Regions from separate parts of the Homo sapiens genome. Here region 2 is linked to region 1. A link is a loop called in an ENCODE intact Hi-C map of the cell type or tissue named here. Cell type or tissue: Caco-2. All regions are shown on one strand. Each heading gives the region's core, and the rest is flanking DNA. Links, peaks and the distances in the headings are about the cores only.

Evidence for each region. Hi-C counts contacts between places; a loop is a spot of excess contacts. Peaks named below come from ENCODE experiments on the same cell type or tissue, not always from the same donor. Only the 100,000 strongest peaks of a DNase experiment are listed, where the experiment ranks them.
Region 2: a loop joins it to region 1, with 8 times the contacts of the local background. A loop is called at or near these places in 2 of 110 quality-filtered maps.

What each region holds. Positions count from the first base shown.
Region 1 is chr4:57,034,065-57,044,076 of GRCh38, forward strand. It overlaps IGFBP7 (insulin like growth factor binding protein 7), which reads right to left. Exons shown (of 5, transcript NM_001553.3): 2 at 6,760-6,869. Among named protein-coding and RNA genes, the nearest start is that of POLR2B, 60 kb to the left of the region's middle. In Caco-2, for the core only: a CTCF peak has its summit at 4,112 (motif pointing right); a DNase peak (open chromatin) is centred at 4,127.
Region 2 is chr4:57,127,649-57,137,660 of GRCh38, forward strand. All of the region lies in intron 1 of IGFBP7-AS1 (IGFBP7 antisense RNA 1), which reads left to right. It overlaps LOC107986283 (a long non-coding RNA gene), which reads left to right and starts at 4,692. Exons shown (of 3, transcript XR_001741705.1): 1 at 4,692-5,351. In Caco-2, for the core only: no CTCF peak of the experiment used is centred there; a DNase peak (open chromatin) is centred at 4,663.

The sequences.
Region 1 (10,012 bases), core at 2,727-5,226:
AAAACAGCTGTCAAATACATGTGCTGTCATTGTTCTTTTATGACAAAACTTGCTGACTGTTTCTGTGTATGTCATGTCAAGATTCAGAAGAAACTCAGTTTCTTTGGTGCAAGGCCAATACTGAATAGTATCCTTTTTGCCCTCATTTTAAAAGGCAAAATGTTTTATTATATAAACTCTGGAAAATATACAAAAGAATGAAATTCACTTGTAGCTCCTCGATACATATACATTTAGCAGCTGAGTTACAGAGTACAAATATTTTAAGCCTTGTGATAATGGTGAGTTTTAAAAAAAAAAGGATATACGAATTGTTTGTTCATTCCATCCCAGATCTCCTTTAAGAGCCAACCTGACATTTATTGATATTACCTTTGTAATTAGAAAGGATTTACAACCTCAAATAGCTAGTTTCCTTTTCATTTTCTTCTATAATAAAGCAAATCTTAATAAAGACCAGATAATAGTGTGTATATATAGACACCGTATGTATAAATATAATAAATATATAAATAAATATATACACTTTATTAACTTCCATCTCAGTGTTGCTTTTCCCATGTGGATCCCACTCCTACCATGTGTTTTTTGGTACTCTGCTGTTGTGTCGGCTTCAAACCTACACTGTATTTTCTCAGCTTTATGATGCCAGGACTGGGATTCAGCAAACCACATGTGATCTAGGCCAATTCCTGCTCTAGAAAAAATATCTTGCATGATTTGGAAAGCCTGGCTTTTTGCATTTTTTTTCTGGAATTTTCCCACATTGCCACTATTAGTGAGAGAAAACCACGTAACTTAATGTCTTTCTCATAAATGCTGTGAAGACAAACATACTCAATAGGTACCTTTTCCCTTAGTTTCCCAAGTAGCTGGCAGAAACGGTTTATGCTAATACAGCTTTTGAAATAGTTACTTAAAAATGGGTTGTAAGAATATTTTGGTAGAAGTATTAATTTGATCCAAGGTCTCAAGTAATATGACTCTGACCTTTATTTACTGAATTTCAGAATCATATGAGTTTTATGTGTGACCAAAGCAAGAAAATAAACACTGCAGCACTGAAATACTGAATCTCAGCAACTAAGCCTCAAATCCCATAGCTCTTAGTAACAGCATTTTATGCTAATTAACCTGATCCACTATGGAAAGGGAAATGTATCTTGTTAAATATAATATTTAACATAAATCACAATATAGATATACTTTATTTTTCCCTTCTTTTCACAAGTGTTGGCATGGCGTATTTTAATTAATGTTACGTAATTATAAAAGGTTATACATCATGTAGAAAACATAGAAAAAAGTGCCAAGAATTTTCATATGACAAATTTTTATATGTCAAACTCTCCCTTATTCGTGTAAGGGGATTCTAAGTGTTGTTAAGTATGTGTTTTCTTTTTTTTTTGAGACAGAGTCTCGCTCTGTCACCCAGGGTGGAGTGCAGTGGTGCGATCTCAGCTCACTGCAACCTCTGCCTCCGCCTCCGGGATTCCAGTGATTCTCCTGCCTCAGCTTCCCGAGTAGCTGGGATTACAGGCATGTGCCACCACGCCTGGCTAATTTTTATAGTTTTAGTAGAGACGGGGTTTTGCCATATTGGCCAGGGTGGTCTCGAACTCCTGACCTTAAGTGATCCACTTGCCTTGGCCTCCCAAAGTGCTGGGATTACAGGCATGAGCCACTGTGCCTGGCCAATAAATATGTGTTTTCTAGTTAAAATTGGAATTAAAACTAAAAAAGAGAGGTTAATATTCAGTGCTAGTAAAGATGCAGAGAAATGGCACTTCTCCATTTCTGGTGGGAGTGTGAATTACTACAATCTATTTAGAAAGTAATCTGACAATGTCTGTTAACACTGAAACAAATATTTTGACTTAGGTAACTGTTGGGGAATCTATCTTATAGCAATACAATCACTAGTATGTATGATATGTGTACTTTGATGCTTAAAGTAGGTTTTTTAAGTTAACAAAAATTTGGAAACAACAGAAAAAATACAGAACTGATTTAATAAATTACAGTATTCATACTTGGAATATTACGTAGCTGTTGAGAAGCAGACTTGGACGGATGTCCATGAAGTATTTGTTGAGAAAAGCGAGTTTCAGAATAATTTACTGGCACACTATATTCTCATTTCACCGTAGGGATATATGTTTGAATATGCTTGGATATGAAAAAGAGTGTGGAAAGATACAAACCAGGGCAGTTCACATTGGTTACCTCAGGCAGGAGGAGGAGGTGGGGGGAGATTCTCAACTCTTTCTTTATACGTCTTTGGATAATTTCTGCTTATTACTATTACCTTAGAGGTCACTATTTTTGATTAAAAAATATTCTTAGAGGTCAAGGAAGCCCTAATCTGAAGAAATATTCAGGCAAGAAAAGAATTAAACAGAGAGCCTCTCCGTCTCAGAAACAAATATTGGGAAGGTGTTTTGCTTTCGCTGTGAGCATCATCTTTGATTTAAAAGGGTTAAGTCAAATATGGCTATTTCAGTTCACGTTCCCATTTCAAAATATTGCCCTTCGAATCTTTCTAGGCTAGGAGTTTGCTGAAAGGTATGGGGCTTGTTAAAGCCAGCTTTCCTTACTACCAGTAAGGAAAGTAAAGACCACTCGCCAGGCTGTGCCAACCGTAAGAATTGCCACCGTAGTCTCAAGTGTCATGGAGAAAAGGCTTGTACCATTAATTCTGCTGTTGCTAAGAATCCTTGAGCAAGAAGGACATGCTGTCTTTATTTGAGCCTCAGTTTCTCTTGTTTTACAAGTGAGGATTCTAATAATCTATCCAAAAAGGTGTTCTACTCTTAAATTGGATTTGAAACACACATGATAGTAAATATGTTTGTATTCTTAACAGTCTGGTTACAAGGACAGCGATGAGAAAACAAATACCCTGTTTAATTATTTAGGTCAGTGACTTCCCAAGTTTCCTTAGTTTTGACATGGACCAAACTATCGTATATCTGGAATATACAAAAGTTTTAGGAAATGACACCTTCATAAGTGGTAAGTGTGATGCCTTAACATAGGTTCTGTTCTATTTTTTATTTTTTATAAGAACATGGTGGTTGTGATCGCTACATTAGTTCCAGGAGTCACTGATGGGTCATGGTCTGCAGTGTAAGAAACATTGCTTTGGGTCATGCATGTGGCAAATTACATTATGAAGGTAGAGGAAAACCGGCAGAGCATCACAGTTGGGTTTTGCTTGTTCTGGAAAGTCTGCAGAAAAAATTGTTTCTCTCCTACTTCCTCTTCACTTCTTTACTTCAGCACCCATCTCGTTGACTGACATAGTGGGTTTTTTGGTTTTTTTTTTCAGAGACAGGATCTTGCTCTGTTGCCCAGGCTGGAGTGCAGTGGTGCCATCATAGCTCACTGCAGCCCCACCTTTTGAGCTCAAGCGATCCTCCCACCTCAGCCTCCCGAGTGGCTAGGGACTACAGGTGCGAGCCACCACACCAGCCTCAACTGCCTTGGTGTTTCTGACTAGCCCTGAGGACAAGCACTCAGGGAGGCCTTGTCTATTGGGATCTGCCCTGTACAGTCCTAAAAGGGAAAAGATTCCCGAGGCAGACGTATTCCTCTGGTATGTGAATACTGTAGCTGGGATTGGGTAGAGCAAGGACTGAAGAAATTATTCTTTGCCAAGATTTGCCAATAAGGTCACATGCCCCAGGACGCTTGGGTGACCCTCGCTTCTCATTGTGTAAGTATCCCTAGAAAACTGTAGAGAACTGCAACGGAGCTTTTCATGGGTATTCCTCGGAACATTATTTCTCCACCTCCCCACACCCTGAGCAAACCAGCAATCTCCAAATTAGCAGTGAGGAACGCCTGCAGTTCTTGCAGTAAGGATGGAGGGGAACCCATCCACGGACTGCATTTCTGCTCTTACTCTTGCTCCGCCTTCCTCTTAAAAACATAACTGATCGGGGTGAAATTTTATTGCTCCTTTAAGAGAAGCTTCACTGTAAAGGATGGTATAGTAGTGTTGCCTCTGCCATCACCCCCACCTCAGGCATTTTCTGGTACCTGTTCCCAGATTTTACACAAACCAGGCGGATTCACGCCGGTGCCAATGTCAGTGGCCGCATCCCTCCGGCCGCATGGGGGAGCCAGAGCTTAGCAGGTGACCCGACCTGGGCTTGAGCCCTTCGTGGGATTTTCACAATGCAGCAGGGAGAAGGGAAGCCCTTTCTTTCCTCTGGGGTCTTTAAGCTGTAATAAAAATGTGAGTGGAGTTGATATCTCCCACTGCATAGGAAGCTTTCTGAAGCAGAAGAAAATGAGACTAGTATATTGAGAGCAAAGAGTCAAGAGTTAGAGTTCTGATGGCGTGTGTACCTGGATGCAGGGGCCCTTGAGGCTGGATCCCGCCCCGCTTTTTGTTTTGCCTAGGCTGGTTTCAAATGGGCTGGTAGAACTTGCAACAGAAAGAGCTCCGACTGCGGGAGCCACAGTCCTCCTGGAGTTCTAGAAGTTGCTTCTCCGGTCACACAGAGAGCAAACAAAATAGTCAAGGGAGACTATCATCCACCTTAGAGCTTGCTGGAGAAGTAAGGCAGCTTAAAATGGATGTCTGGTTATGCCCTTTTACTTAAACTAAGTTCCTTTTTTGGTAGCATGAGTTTGATAATTTTTTAATTTTTATTTTTCGTAGGATAGTTGTGAGGCTCAGCAATTCAAAATGTATAAAAAGGACAAAAACGACCAGGCGCGGTGGCTCACACCTGTAATCCTAGCACTTTGGGAGGGCAAGGTGGGCGTATCACCTGAGGTCGGGAGTTCGAGACCAGCCTGACCAACATGGAGAAACCCTGTCTCTACTGAAAATACAAAGTTAGCCAGGCGTGGTGGCGGGTGCCTGTAATCCCAACTACTTGAGAGACTGAGGCAGAAGAATCACTTGAACCCGGGAGGCGAGGTTGCGGTGAGCCGAGATGGTGCCATTGCACTCCAGCCTGGGCAATAAGAGTGAAACTATGTCTCAAAAAAAAAAAAAAAAAAAAAAAGACAAAAACGTAAGTGTATGGTATAATTGTGAGGTGTTAGTTGATGGCAAATAAGTGTTTTCTTTTCCCTTCTCCATACATGCTGAGATGATGTTGTCCTTCAAATATGAAGATAATTATACAAGATAATGCCACTTGAAGGGAAAAATTTCCAGGAACAGTAGCTAATGTCTACTGAGTGCTAACTATGTATCAAGTAATTTTTACTTGCATTACTTTATTTCATCTTTATGATAATTACATGCTACTTTTATAAGGTAGAGAACAGAGTTGAGGCTAACAGCAGTGGTTTTCAGTCCAGGGCAATTCCCCAGCTCCACACCCTTAGGGGACATTTGGCAATGTCTGAAGATGCTTTTAATTCTCACGACAGGGGGGATGGGGGAATGCTACTGTTATATAGTGGGTAGAGGCTGGGGATACTGCTAAACATCTTCCAAAGCACAGGCAGCCCGCACAACAAATAATTATCTGGCCCCAAATGTCAATAGTGCTGAGGCTGAGAAACCCTGACTTGCAGAGAACTCAGCCACCCTGGCTAAGGAATTCACACTCTTTTTTTTTTTTTTTTTTTTGAGACAGGCTAGAGTGCAGTGGGGCAATCACAGCTCACTGCAGCCTCAATCTCCTGGCTCAAGGGGTTCTTCCACCTTAGTCTCCTGAGTAGCTGGGGCCACAGGCATGCCTCACCATGCCCAGCTAATTAAAAAAATTATTTGTAAGAAGGAAGTCTCACTGTGTTGGTCAGGCTGGTCTCAAACTCCAGGACTCAAGTGATCCTCCTGCCTCAGCCTCCCAAAGTGCTGGGATTACAGGCATGTGCTACTGCACCCAGCCTCACACTTTTTTTTTTCTTTTTTTCCATTTGGGAAGTCATTTCAAAGCTGATTTATTAAAAGAATATCATGCTTTTTCCACTTGGGGCTGGGGCCAGCATTTAGCAAAATTCAGAAAGGAGACATTTTTTTCTTTGCTATTCCTCCTCTTGTTCCTTTTTAATGCTCTGTTCTGGAGTGGTCTCCTCTGTCCCTAACTTATGGTTCTACAGCCTTGGTACTTAGGAGAATAGATCCCACCTCATTCCTTCTATCCTACTTCCAAGTGCCCTTAAAATGTACTCATCCATCTCCCAGCACTTAGGGAATCTGAAAAAATAATCCATGCTCCCAGGAGAAGGCTACAGGGCTTTGTGTCCTTTTACCTTCTTAGCCGAGCCTCCCAGTAAAATAATAATAATGCCTCCAAGCAGACAGGATCTAAATTATCAGCTAAATGTTCAGTCTTAAATGAGGAGACTGATGCCATCACAAACAGCTTGGTGGGGGCTTGGAGGTGGTATTTTGGGACAGAAAGAGAGAAACGTACGCTTTTAACCCCTATGCTATACTGTCTCCACTGAGGGCGCAAACACAGACACACACACTTTCACTCGCACCCACATATGCACACACATACACACACCACAGGTGCACACACACCCTGAAGGTGGGTTCAGGTGTTCAGCATTATTGTTCTTCCAGTTTCTCAGATTCTAGGATGCTGCTAACAAAAGCATGGCAGGGACTGGTTTTTGTTCCATGAATCCAGGGGAGGGGCCTGTATGACTGCCCTAAGGCTTCACCTTGCGGGAGCCGCAGTCAACAAAGCAGGCTGAGGATTTAACGTTTTACCATCCTTGTGCAGTGCAAGAGAAGCTTGTCAGCCTAGGATGTCTCTTAAAGTCTGTGCCACAGACCTTGTTCCAGATGAGGACAGGTGTCGGGATTCCGATGACCTCACAGCTCAAGTACACCTGGGCACCAGTGACATTCCAGATGTCCTTGGGGGGCGTCACTATGGAAGGACCTGCAGGAGAGGGCACAAAGCCAAAGTCATCTTTTAAACAGTCCTTCACATGAGTCAGCATCTTAGGGAGAAAATAATAATTTTGTTTATGAGGCCATCCCCTTGATGGATTATCTGAAGCAAATTTCAAAGACCACACTGGCTTCCTCCTGCCACCAACATGATTTTAAGGTCCACTTTGGGAATGCATAAATCTAAACAAACAAAAACAATTAGGAAGAAAAATGTGTTATTAAAATTTTCTTCTTCCCCAGACCATGCTTAAATGAGTGCTAATTTACCAGCTGTTTTTTTATTATCTGGGACTTTTCCAGTAGTAATAAAATTTTAGTTCCAAAATGTTCAATGTTTTTCTTCTTTTGTTTACCACTATTTCTATTTTGGGTTGGAAAGGCAACAAGCAACCGCTCCATGGGTAATGAAGAAAAAAAATCTAAGAGAATATTTGAAAATGTGCTAAGCACCCAGACAAGATGGAAGTCTCTGCCTCAAGAAGCTTAGGATCTAAGGTTGAAAAGGGTGATGAGGCAGGGAAGAAAAGAAACATGTGGAGTGCTGTGTGCGTCAGGGGATTGGAAGGGACATCTTTATTTTTAATTTAATTTTATTATTATTTTTTTGATACAGAATCTCATTCTGCCACCCAGGCTGGAGCGCAGTGGCTTGATCATAGCTCACTGCAGCCTCAAACTCCTGGTCTCCAGCGATCCTCCCACCCCAGCCTCCCGAGTAGCTGGGACTATAGGCGTGCACCACCATGTCAGTTAATTTTTATTTTTTATTTTTGTAGAGACGGGGTCTTGCTATGTTGCCCAGGCTGGTCCCGAATTCCTGGCTTCAAGTAATTCTCCTGCCTCAGCCTCCCCAACTGCTGGGATTACAGGTGTGAGCCACCATGCCTGGCCAGGAGGCACCTTTGAACAGAAGAGGCCCGGGTGTCGAGGAAGGTGGTACAGGGGTCCTTCTTCCAGTGTGCTCAGGAGAGGCAGCTGGTAAGAAGGAAGAAGAGTGACTGATCTATTGGGTGTGACCAGGGTCCCCAAGGAGAGGGCCCTTTCCCAGCGTTCTCAGTGTCCAGGTCCCTGGCAGGAGGCATTGGCAAGTGGGGGGCACCCTCAAGCCACGGCCTAAATAGAGTCAGCAGGTATGGGGCCACTGAGAGAGGCCAGAATGATGCTTCTCCATTCCCCCAATTAGGGAACACACCCCCCACCTTCTGTATCATGGCACCCTCTGGAGAAGTTCCCTACTCAGAGTCAACACAAACCATGTGTATCCTTTTTGCTATGAAAGTGGTATGACTCTCTGGTCCTGGGTTAGCTAACTATGGCCTGTGGGCCAAATCTGGCCTGCCATCTGTTTTTGCATGGCTTATGAGCTAAGAATGGTGTTTGGATTTTTGTTTTTTTAAATTAAGAAAAATTTTATTTTTTTGAGACAGAACCTTACTCTGTTGCTCAGGCTGGAGTGCAGTGGCATGATCTTGGCTCACGGCAACCTCCGCCTCCCGGGTTCAAGCTCAAGCAATTCCCATGACTCAGTCTCCCAAGTAGCTAGGACTACAAGTGCATGCCCAGCTAATTTTTGTGTTTTCAGTAGAAACAGCATTTTGCCACGTTGGCCAGGCTGGTCTCGAACCCCTGAGCTCAAGCGATCCCCCCACCTTGGCCTCCCAAAGTGTTGGGATTACAGGCGTGAGCCACTATGCCCGGCCTGCAGTTTCAAATGGTTGAAAAAAAATTAAAAGATGGATATTTCATGACGTGTGAAAATTGTAAAGGAAATGTCCATAAAATAAAGTTCTGTTGGAACACAGCCACACTTATTTGTTTCCTGTGGTCTCTGGCTGCTAGAGCAGTTGTGGCTGAGACTGTATGGCTAAAATAGTCACTGTCACTGGCCTTTTATAAAGAAATTTGCTGATTCCTGCTCTAATCAACTGAGGGAGACTGATGCCTAAATAAGACATTATGGGAAAGTCTCAGGACTTCAATCCTTTACACATTTTCCAGAGCTGATGCAAGTAACCCCCTGGGTGATTTCTGGTTTGGCTCTGAAACACAAAACTGTGGAAGCCAACAGATACCGAGAGAGCGGGTGCTTGCTGACTGCGCCTGTCCCCTGACGGCCTGGCTTCCCGGCATCTGCAATAGAGATGTGAACACCAACTTTTTAGTTACTGGTAATTAGTATGTCACTTCTGCTAATTCTGAATGCCAGGGTTCAATCACCAGGGGCCTTCAGAAAGACTTGGGACCGTCCGCAGAGGAGGGTCATGGAGCTGGCAGTCTGGGATCCTCATGTGGGGCAGTGTGAGACTCCAGAACCTAACCTGGCTCTTATTCCATGCTTAGCATGGTTTCTTGAATGAATAAATTAATGATCCCTTCTGAATTTTAAATCTCTGCTGACTTGGGTCTCCTATCCTAGCAAAGTACAAACTGCAGGGTCATCTTGCATCAGAGTCCTGGGAAAGGGACAACCTCCCCTTTAGGACTGGAAAGTTTTCTGGCATAATCAGCATTCAAAGGACATAAAGTCTCCCCTTCTGCAACAGGCTATTTCCAGCACAATATTAATTTCTTGAAACAGAAAGGAAATGACCCCAGTGTGCAAGATTTTCCCACTCATCTAAAGCATTAGAAGCTGATTTTTTTTAATCTCATGGGATATTTTTATTTTTGTAGGAATGTGCAAAACAATCAAAAGTTTGGAAAGCTCTAAATACATTTCATGCTTCCTTCCCTCCAAACCATAGGTCTGAATAGGAAGCATATATCCTGGCCAGGGGGCTTGGCTCTTCTGCTGCAAACATGAATGTGGTGAGCACAGTGGTGCAGTATTTACGTTTCTGGCTCTGTCTCAGACATTTCCTAGTCTGGATGCAGCAATACAGAACCCTGCAAAGGGCTGGGCCTCACCCTATCCCGGGCTTCCTCTAGGGCTATGGGACCCCAAGGGTTTGGACACCACAGAGCCGGATCTGGCTGGGCTTTGAACTGCCTTCGCCCACCTCTCTGATGGCCCTCATGCTGCTCTGTTCTCCTTCCCACACACAGACTTGGCAGGAGGACTTCAAAGCTCAGGGGATCTCAAAGGATTGTTCTGAGAAGAGCATACCAGTTTTCAGAGATTTGAGGGGG
Region 2 (10,012 bases), core at 3,494-5,993, 94 kb after region 1:
GGTACAAGCCCCAAGCTTTGGTGGCTCACACGTGGGGTTGGGCCTGTGGGTGCACAGAAGTCAAGAATTGAGGTTTGGGAAATACTGCCTGGATTTCAGAGGATGTATGGAAATACCTGAATGTCCAGGCAGAGGTGTGCTGCAGGGGCAAAGCCCTCATTTAGAACCTCTGCTAGGGCAGTGCAGAAAGGAAATATGGGGTGTGAGCTCCCACACAGAGTCCCCACTGGGGCACTGCCTAGTGGAGCTGTAAGAAGAGGGCCATCATCCTCCAGATCCCAGAATGGTAGATACATTGACAGTTTGCACTGTGTGCCTGAAAAAGCCACAGACACTCAATGCCAGCCTGCGAAAACAGCCAGGAGCGGGGCTGTACCCCTCAAAGCCACAGGGTAGAAGCTGCTCAAGACCATGAGAACCCACCTTTTTCATTGGTGTGACCTGGATCTGAGACATGGAGTTCAAAGGAGATCATTTTGGAGCTTTAAGATTTAACTGCCCTGCTGGATTTTGGACTTGTATGGGGCCTATAGCCCCTTAATTTTGGCAAATTTCTCCCATTTGGAATGGGTGCATTTATCCAACGCCTGTACCCCAATTGTATCTAGGAAGTAACTTACTTGCTTTTGATTTTACAGGCTCCTAGGCGGAAGGGACTTGCCTTATCTCAGATGAGACTGTGGACTTTTGAGTTAATGCTGAAATGAGTTAAGACTTTGGGGAACTGCTGGGAAGGCATGATTGGTTTTGAAATGTGAGGACATGAGATTTTGGAGGGGCCAGGGGTGGAATGATGTGGTTTGGCTCTGTGTCCCCCCCAAAATCTTACCTTGAATTGTCAAGAGAAGGGCCAGGTGGAGATAATTGAATCATGGGGGTGGTTTCCCTCATACTGTTCTCATGGTAGTGAATACGTTTCATGAGATCTGATGGTTTTATAAATGGGAGTTCCCTTGCACAAGCTCTCTTGCCTGCTACCATGTAAGATGTGCCTTTGCTTCTCCTTTGTCTTCTGCCATGATTGTGAGGCCTCCCCAGACATGCTGAACTGTGGGTCCAATAAACCTCTTTCCTTTATAAATTACCATGTCTTGGGTATGTCTTTATTAGCAGCATGAGAACAGACTAATACACACAGTGAGAAAGTCAAGAAGCATTTCTTTAATGGACTTTGAAAACTAGATACTATGATTTTGCCAATAAGCAGGAAAGACATTTTTCTTTCTTTTTGATTTTGTGCATGATGGTTGTTTTCCATATACAAAATGTAGTATATGCCTGTCTCACATTCATGTCATATTCGCATAGTGACTTTGCCACCCATAGCTTTCTATAGGTGCAGTATTTGTATTCAAGAACAGTTACTGACTTCCACATCAATTGCTTTGTAGCGGAATAGCTGCCTCCTGGTCTATAGTGGCTGACATGAATTCACTTTTTAAGGGGGCTATTGCCTCAATAAAAAGTTAGAATCTGGAGATGTTGATTTGCAGAGGAGTGTACACACCTGGCCTGCCAAACAACTTTCATCATATGAATAGGCTGAGGTGGCTTACACAAAAACAAAAAAAAAGGACCTCTTTTTCTTAAAGCACTAATATTTTGTTGTGTAGGCAACATTGCCTTACATGTTTAAAACATATTGTTTTTGGGAGGAATTAATAATATGTATTATTGGGTTGTTGGGAGGAATTAATAATATGTATACATAATTTTATTGAGGGTTTATTATGTACCTGGAATTTTGCACATGTTTTCTCTAATCTTTACAATAATCATATGCAGTAGGAATTACTGGCACTTTACTTGCACAGAAAGGAAGCCTTAACTGACTTGTGGAAGATGGCAAAGGTGGTAAAGAGGAGTTGGGATTCCTGCTTAGGCCTCTTTGGAAGCAAAGCTCTTGTCTGTCTTTCTCTTATGATACTTTCTGTTTTTTTAGGAGACAGGGTCTTGCTCTGTTGTCCAGGCTGGAGTGTAGTGGCACAATCATAGCTCACAGTATCCTTGAATTCCTGGGCTCAAGCAATCCTCCTGTTTCAGCCTCTTGTGTAGCTAGGACCACAGGTGTGTGCCACTCACCTGATGGGGTCTTGCTACGTTGCCCAGGCTGGTCTCAAACTCCTAGCCTCAAGTGATCCTCCTGCTTCTGACTCCCAAAATGCTGGGATTACAGGTGTGAGCCATCATACCCAGACAGATATGTTTTGATATAGCTCCAGGCCAGTGGTTCTCAAAGCCTGGGCCCCACCCTGGAGTAATTTATTTACAATATCTAGGGCAGGATCTGGGTGTGTAGATATATTTATAGATTTTATTTTTTAGAGCAGTTTTAAGTTCTCAGCAAGATTGAGCAGCAAGTACAGAGAGTACTTATATACCCTCTTCCCCACACAGGCATTAGCCTCCTCTGCATTTATAGAAAGCTATGAGTGGCAAAGGCACTATGATGATGGCAATATGACATGAATGTGGGCCAGGCATATATTATATTTTTCATCCCCCAGCAAAGTGGTACATTTGTTAGAATTGATGAACCTCCATCGACACATCATTATCACTCAGAATCCATAGTTTACATTAGGGTCCACTCTTGGTGTTTTATATTCTATGGGCTTGGGAAAATATATAATGACATGTATGCACCATTATAGTATCATACAAACTCTTTCCACTGCCCTAAAAATGCCCTGTGCCTGCTTATTTATCTTTCCTTCCCCACTAACCCCTGGCAACTGCTAATCCGTTTTGCTGTCTCCATAGTTTTTCCTTTTCCTGAATATTACAGAGTTGGAATCACAGCACATGTACCTTTACAGGTTGGCTTCTTTCACTTAGCAGTATGCATTTAAGGTTTCTCTCAGGATGTGGAGAGTTTTAAAAAGCACCCCAGGGAATGTTAACATGCAGCCAGTTTTGTGAACCACTGGTCTCAGGGGTGAAATCTAGAAACAGCCAGCATTTAGGTAAAGACTGGGCTTCTCCTTGCCGCTAAGAGGGCAAAGTTGATCTTCATCGCCCTTGCTGTGTTTCCCCATGTTGCTGAGCTGCCCAGTGGCCTTCAGCAGGAAGTCATACCCTCGCTAGGAACACAGCTCGTCATGGCCTCTTGTACCTGGAATGGGTGTCAGATTCTGGCCCCATTCTTGTAAATAAATCTCTGGGTTATCCCTGCTAAGGATCTTTGGGTGGCATTTTATTATCTGATTCTTACCTTTCTCTTGCAAAGAAGCCTGGAGCAAGTCCTTAGCAGAGGTTGAACCAAGGTGTTTCCGACTTTGGGAAAAGGAGTGGTTAATTTAGAATGACAGGATCTGGGAATGAGATGAAATCTGAGTTGAATTCTGAAATAAGGCTATAACATCTATAGCATGACAGTGGGGTAGGGCTGTTTGGGATGAGGCTTTCTGGAAAGGAGGGAACAGTTTGAGACAAGATCTGAAGCAGGGAAGACAGGGTGACTTAACAAAAATGTGAGTGCCTATCAGAGCCAGGGGTTTTGAGTAGCCCACAGGAATGGGGTAGTGATGTGTTGTACATGCACTTGCGGGAGATAACTCTGCAAAGGCTGATGAGTCCTCTCTGAGGCATGTTTTAGTGTCTTCTTCACCTGTAGATCCCTGGAGACTCACCACCTCTCATAACCTTTGGAAAGGGTAGCTTCTGACTCTTCTTCCTTGACATGGCAGATTGGACCAAGGCTGAATGCTAGAACTAGTTTTCAGTTTAGTTTTAGCATTCAGCCTTGGTTCAATTTCTGTATTTGTTGGTTCAGATGCCCAGGGGAGATCATCTAGCTGGCAAGAGAACCAATCAGATGGTCTCATGTGAGCATTTGAACCAACAAATATAGAAATTTCATAGTAGAGGGCCCTGATTGTGAACCATCATGCATTTAATAAGTGCTGATTATCTGCCTCATGCTGTTCTAGGGCCTATTGATACAGGGATGTACAAGGCAAAGTCCTTCTTTCACAGACATTAGGTTTAAATGGGAAAATGCACAAGTAAATAAATAAGAAAATGTCAGGTCATAACAAAGGCAATGGATGAAACAGGGTCCTTTGACCGAGTGTAATCAGGAGAAACAGATGTCATCAAATGGTGGGCTTGGGGGGAGATCAGAGAAGACCCTTGAAAGAATGTGACAGGGATTAATAGATATGGAGTCCAAGGCAAAAATTAGGAAAAGAGTTGACTAGAGCATGTGTGTCTCATGACAGAACTAGAGTTGGGGGGAGCTTTGTGGTCCCTCGAGATTTAGGGAGCCACAGGTGATTCCTGGTTAATTTTTGGTTCCTTTGAGCCATTTCCTCCCTTGCATTCTTTTAATAACATCTCTACACACACACACATACACACATACACACACACACACGCACCTACACACACCCTCTCCTGAGCTCGCTTAAGTGGATCTTGCATCTTGCATGCCAAAGTGCTTAAAAACAGGGATAAATTGAGGAAGATTCTGAATGGTAGTCTGTGGTTTTGGACTTTGTTCTGTCTCAGAAAGGGCTTTTGAGCGCTATAGAGTGTCTTTATGCAGTGGTGTCAGGGAGAACACATTCCTTTTTCGAGGATGGAAAGCTACTGATTGTACTGAAGCTCGCATTCCTCTGCCAACTGCTGGAACAGGAAAAACAACCATCATCCTGACTGCCAGCAGTCTGGCCAGACACCACCTGTTCTCAGTGCCTGTGTGGGGTGTTTAGCTTAGCTAGGCAGCTCCAACAGCACCTGGAATGCAAAAACATCCTGAATTTCTCCAAACACCACAGCAGGACTGTTTAAACAGCAAGACATTCAGGAAATAGTCATTATCTCCACACCTCCTGCATTCAATAGGGTGGATTGTTGGATGAGCTTCAGAGGGCAGCTCCAGTGAGTGCCAAGTCCTCCCGGACCAGATCTCCCATCCACATGCATGTGCCACCTGTGGGCCAATGGGTCTGGGCTTCTCAGGTTATTGGAGAGGAAGTTGGGCTTGATTCTGTCTCCCTGTGTGGAGTCCTTTCTGTATACCAAATGAACTGTCAGCATCAGCACAAAAAATGGGTGCAGACTTGTGCAGGGAAGAGGAAGACTGCTGCTGTTGCACATATTTTCTATAGGGAGCATTTTGGACTATTATTAGGGGGAAAAGGTGGAGGTGGGTGGGCGAGTCTCATCTGTCTCATTTGCCTTGGGATAGAGAAAGGATGTACTGGTAGTCATCAGCCAGTGTCTTCCTTCCCTTCATTTGCCCCATTTTTTTCCCCATATTTGGCAGGAGTCCAAAGCAAACCATTGATGATCAAGCACTGGATGACAGCAGTTTGGTCTGGTTAATATTCTCATCAAGGAATGAGGTTGGTAATTAACAACTATATGAGACTTCCAAAATACTTTCATTTTACAACTGCCTATTGTAACCCTCTAGTGTACCCTGATGTGCATACCTGTTCTTTTGCGGTTTTAAAACTTTACTGAAAAGCCAAACACTTTATTCAAGTGAATTTTACAGATCTGGATTAGGAAGCAGATCAACTGAGCTTCTTCCTAGGAAGAAGCTAAAAGATGCTGGAATAAATCAGAAATATGGCACTTTTAAAACTCAGGTTTCCACCTACTATTATTTTAAAAAGCATCAAAATGTATATCATTTTTGGTCCTAATGAAGTAGAGCCCCTTATGTGAAAATAAAAACAAAAGCAAAACACTCTTCGATGGTGGGGGCCAATTTGGTCTGAATGTTTTGATGACTCCAGCATGCCTGCAGTTCATTTGGCCCCAACCAGTCCCAGCAAGGTAGCTGACAGAGGCCTGAAGTTGGCAGTTGCAGTCAGCTGAAATTCTGAAACCCAGCAACACATCACTTAGTCCCACTTACTGAGAAAAAATGATTTACTCTATCATATGCACTGTAATCCCTTAATGCCTCCCAAAATGTATCTGGTTTGGAAAATCTCACACAACCTGGATAATAACACATATTTCAGAAAAGAGAATGTTTTGTTAACAAGAAAGGCAAAACAAAACACAGTAAAATCACCCTGAAAAAGCCATGTAAGCTGCTTCTATTCCTAGTGACTCTGAGGGACTTGGTATAACGGAACAGTGCTTTGTAGCTAGGAAAAATGGAAAATCAGTGAAATGGAAGACAATTGCAAATAAGTCAAAATATTATGTTAATGATAAGTGTATGTAATTGTCTCTTGTTCTGAACATAAAGGAGAAGGTATATATTTTTTTTCAAGTGAAGTTAGTTGGTTTCTCCCTACTCTCACTAAAAATGTGTTGAGTCAATATTTGAAGAATTGGCACAAACCATTAGCCAGCCCAGAGAACCCATGTGCCTCAGTGAGTCTGATAAGGTGGTATCCCAATATACGTCAAATAAGAGTAAGGCCTCTCTGACTGAAGAGGAAGGCTGGAGACCCACAGCTTCGCCCCTTGCTAGCTGCTTTTGAGTATCTTCTGTGAAGCAACTTGCAAACCATGGCTCTACTGGATCATTGTTTGATGACTCCTAATCTTTATTTCTTTTTCTGTCTTCACCAGTCTACTCTCACTCCATTTTTGTCTTTTCTACCACCCCTAAGCTGGTGTTTTCCAAAGCTAGTGCTCACAGCAGTGCTGGTCCCTGATGAAGTTCACACTACTATCTGAAGAGTGGTGGAAGAAAGGCACAATTTAGTGAGTTTTTGCAAAGCCAAATTGTTCTATTTAAGACTTTTTTTTCATTATGAGATAATATCTGCTTATTTTTTGGTTGTTAAAATGTTCTTTTTTAATGAAATGATGAGAATAGCAGATTTTTAAAAATTCTTTTTTTTGGGCAAAATAGAAAATTACTAGCCCTATATTAGTCCCCAGGTTTTTTTTTTTTAATTAAAATCACACTTTTTGGGTAAAATTCCAAAATCTAGGCATCATTATTTTAAGGTACATTTAAAAAATTTAATGGATACATAATATTTTACATATTTATGGGGTGATATTTTGTTACATGCATAGAAAGTGTAATGATAAGTCTGGGTATTTGGTGTATCCATCACCTTGAATATTTATCATTTCTTTTTTTTTTTTTTTTTTTTTTTGAGATGGAGGCTGGAGTGCAGTGGCATGATCTCAGCTCACTGCAACCTCCACCTCCTGGGTTCAAGTGATTCTTGTGCCTCAGCCTCCCAAGTAGCTGGGATTACAGGCGTGTGCCACCATACTCAGCTAATTTTTGTATTTTTAGTAGAGATGGGATTTTACCTGTTTGCCAGGCTGGTCTTGAACTCCTGGCTTCAAGTGATCTGACCGACTTGGACTCCCAAAGTGCTGGGACTATAGGCGTGAGCCACTGTGCCTGACCAGTATTTATCATTTCTGTGTGTTGGTAATATTTCAAGTTATCTCTTCCAGCTATTTTGAAATATACACCTTGTTGCTAACTATAGTCACTCCACTTTGCTATCAAATATTATAACTTTTAACTTCTATAGAACTGTAAGTTTGTACCCATTAACTAAACTCTCTTTATCCCTCCTCACCCCCACATAACCTTCTCAGTCTCTGGTACCTATTATTCTACTCTCTACTTCCATGAGATCAACTTTTTTTAGCTCCCAGGTATGAGTGAGAACGTGTGATATTTGTCTTTCTGTGCCTGGCTTATTCCATTTAACATAATGACCTCCAGTTCCATCCAAGTTGCTGCAAATGACATGATTTCATTCTTTTTATGGCTGAATGGAACTCCATCGCGAATATACCACGTTTTCTTTTCTTTCTTTTTTTTTTTTTTTTTTTTTGAGACGGAGTCTCGCTCTGTCGCCCAGGCCGGACTGCGGACTGCAGTGGCGCAATCTCGGCTCACTGCAAGCTCCGCTTCCCGGGTTCACGCCATTCTCCTGCCTCAGCCTCCCGAGTAGCTGGGACTACAGGCGCCCGCCACCGTGCCCGGCTAATTTTTTGTATTTTTAGTAGAGACGGGGTTTCACCTTGTTAGCCAGGATGGTCTCGATCTCCTGACCTCATGATCCACCCGCCTCGGCCTCCCAAAGTGCTGGGATTACAGGCGTGAGCCACCGCGCCCGGCCATATACCACGTTTTCTTTCTTTAGTTTAAAAATGAAAGCAAATTTGTTAAGAAAGTAAAGAAATAAAAGAATGGCTACCCCATACGCAGAGCAGTAGCATGGGCTGCTAGACTGAGTATACTTGTAGTTATTTCTTGATTGCATGCTAAACAAGGGGTGGATTATTCACCAGTTTTTAAGGAAAGGGGTGGAGATTTCCTGGAATGAGGGTTCCTCCATTTTTTTAAAGACTATATAGGGTAACTTCTGGACGTTGCTATTGCATTTGTAAACTGTCATGGCGCTGGTGGGAGTGCCTTTTAGCATTGCTAACGCATTCATAATAAGCATATAATGGCTGGGTGTGGTGGCTCATACCTGTAATTCCAGCACGTTGGGAGGCCCAGGCAGGTAGATTGCTTGAGGCCAGGAGTTCGATACCAGCCTGGCCAACATGGAGAAACCCTGTCTCTATTAAAAATACAAAAAATTAGCCAAACATGTGGTGTGCACCTGGATTCCCAACTACTTGGCTGAGGCACGAGAATTGCTTGAACCCAGGAGGTGGAGGCTGCAGTGAGCTGAGATCATGCCACTGCACTCCAGCCTGGGCAACACAGTGAGACTCTGTCTCAAAAGAAAAAATAGCATATAATGAGCAGTGAGAATGGCTAGAGGTCACTTTCATTGCCATCTTGGTTTTGGTGGGTTTTAGCCAGCTTCTTTACCACATCCTATTTTATCAGCAGGGTTTTTGTAAGCTGTATCCTGTGATACCAGTCCTGTCCACCTCTTATTTCATCTGTGACTAAGAATGCCTAACCTCCTAGGAATGCAGCAGCTCTTAGCCTTTTTTATCCAGCCCCTATTCAAGATGGAGTCACTGCCTCTGACATATTTCCCCCCTTCCTTTTACAAGGGAACCCTCAATCCTAAGGGTTGTAGAGGGATGAAAACTCATCTTCTGTAACTTCTTCAGGCTAAATAGGGGCAATGATAATCCTGCCTAACTATTAGGGTATTTGTATCTAGGACAGAGAAGAACTCAATCAGAAAGTGTCAATATGCTGAGGGTCATTCATAACTCTGAGTTCCAACAAAAGGTGATATCTGGAAGATTAATAAGTGTTCAATTTAAGAAAATGTTGAGTAAGCTTATCCTACATTCCTACAAAGGGTACAACAGCAATATATGCCACAACAGCAAAGCAAAATAAGTAAAATTATCCCAAGTAAACTAAATAGCTTTCCATGAACTGGGCAATTGTGGGAACCAAGCTGATATGGAGTTGCTAGCTGGTTCCAGTGTGTGCCAGAATTAGAATACTGATCTAGATTTTTACATTACCCATCCCTTTTGTTTCTTCTGAGCTGCAGCCAGAGATCACTGGTTGATTCACAGGAATAATCAGGGTTAGTCTAAATTGCAGGAAAAAACTTAAAAACAACTGATGAGATTAGAATCTAATAACAAGTGTACCATGGTTTTTGAAACATACTTTTTCTCTTCCCAGTTCTCATTTTGATTAAAAACAAATCATGATAGCACTGAATTGTTTGCAAAATAAGCTTTAGTCTTAGACTTGGCCTGATTATTTATATAAAGTGTAGGAAGAATAACTATTTTTCACATAGACTTTTTAAGTTGGCCCTGATGGAACTCTGTTCCATAAGGAATCTCAGATAAGCCTTTTTTTTTTTTTAAAGCCTTGAGCCCAGCCATGGCTTTGTGCCATTAAATACCTATATGAGTTGGGTACATTCCTCTCTCTTGAGGTCTCCAGACAACTTGGGGCTCCTAAGTCTGTCAGGAAGTGACATTCTTTACTTACCACAGGTCAGGAACTCTGTACAGGGACTGTGTAGACAAAGAATGAGACCAGTTTTCTCAAGGGGCTTTTATTGGCTCTATAAGTCAACTTTGATTCTTTAAACAAGTCTGTCTGTACCTGAAAGCATAC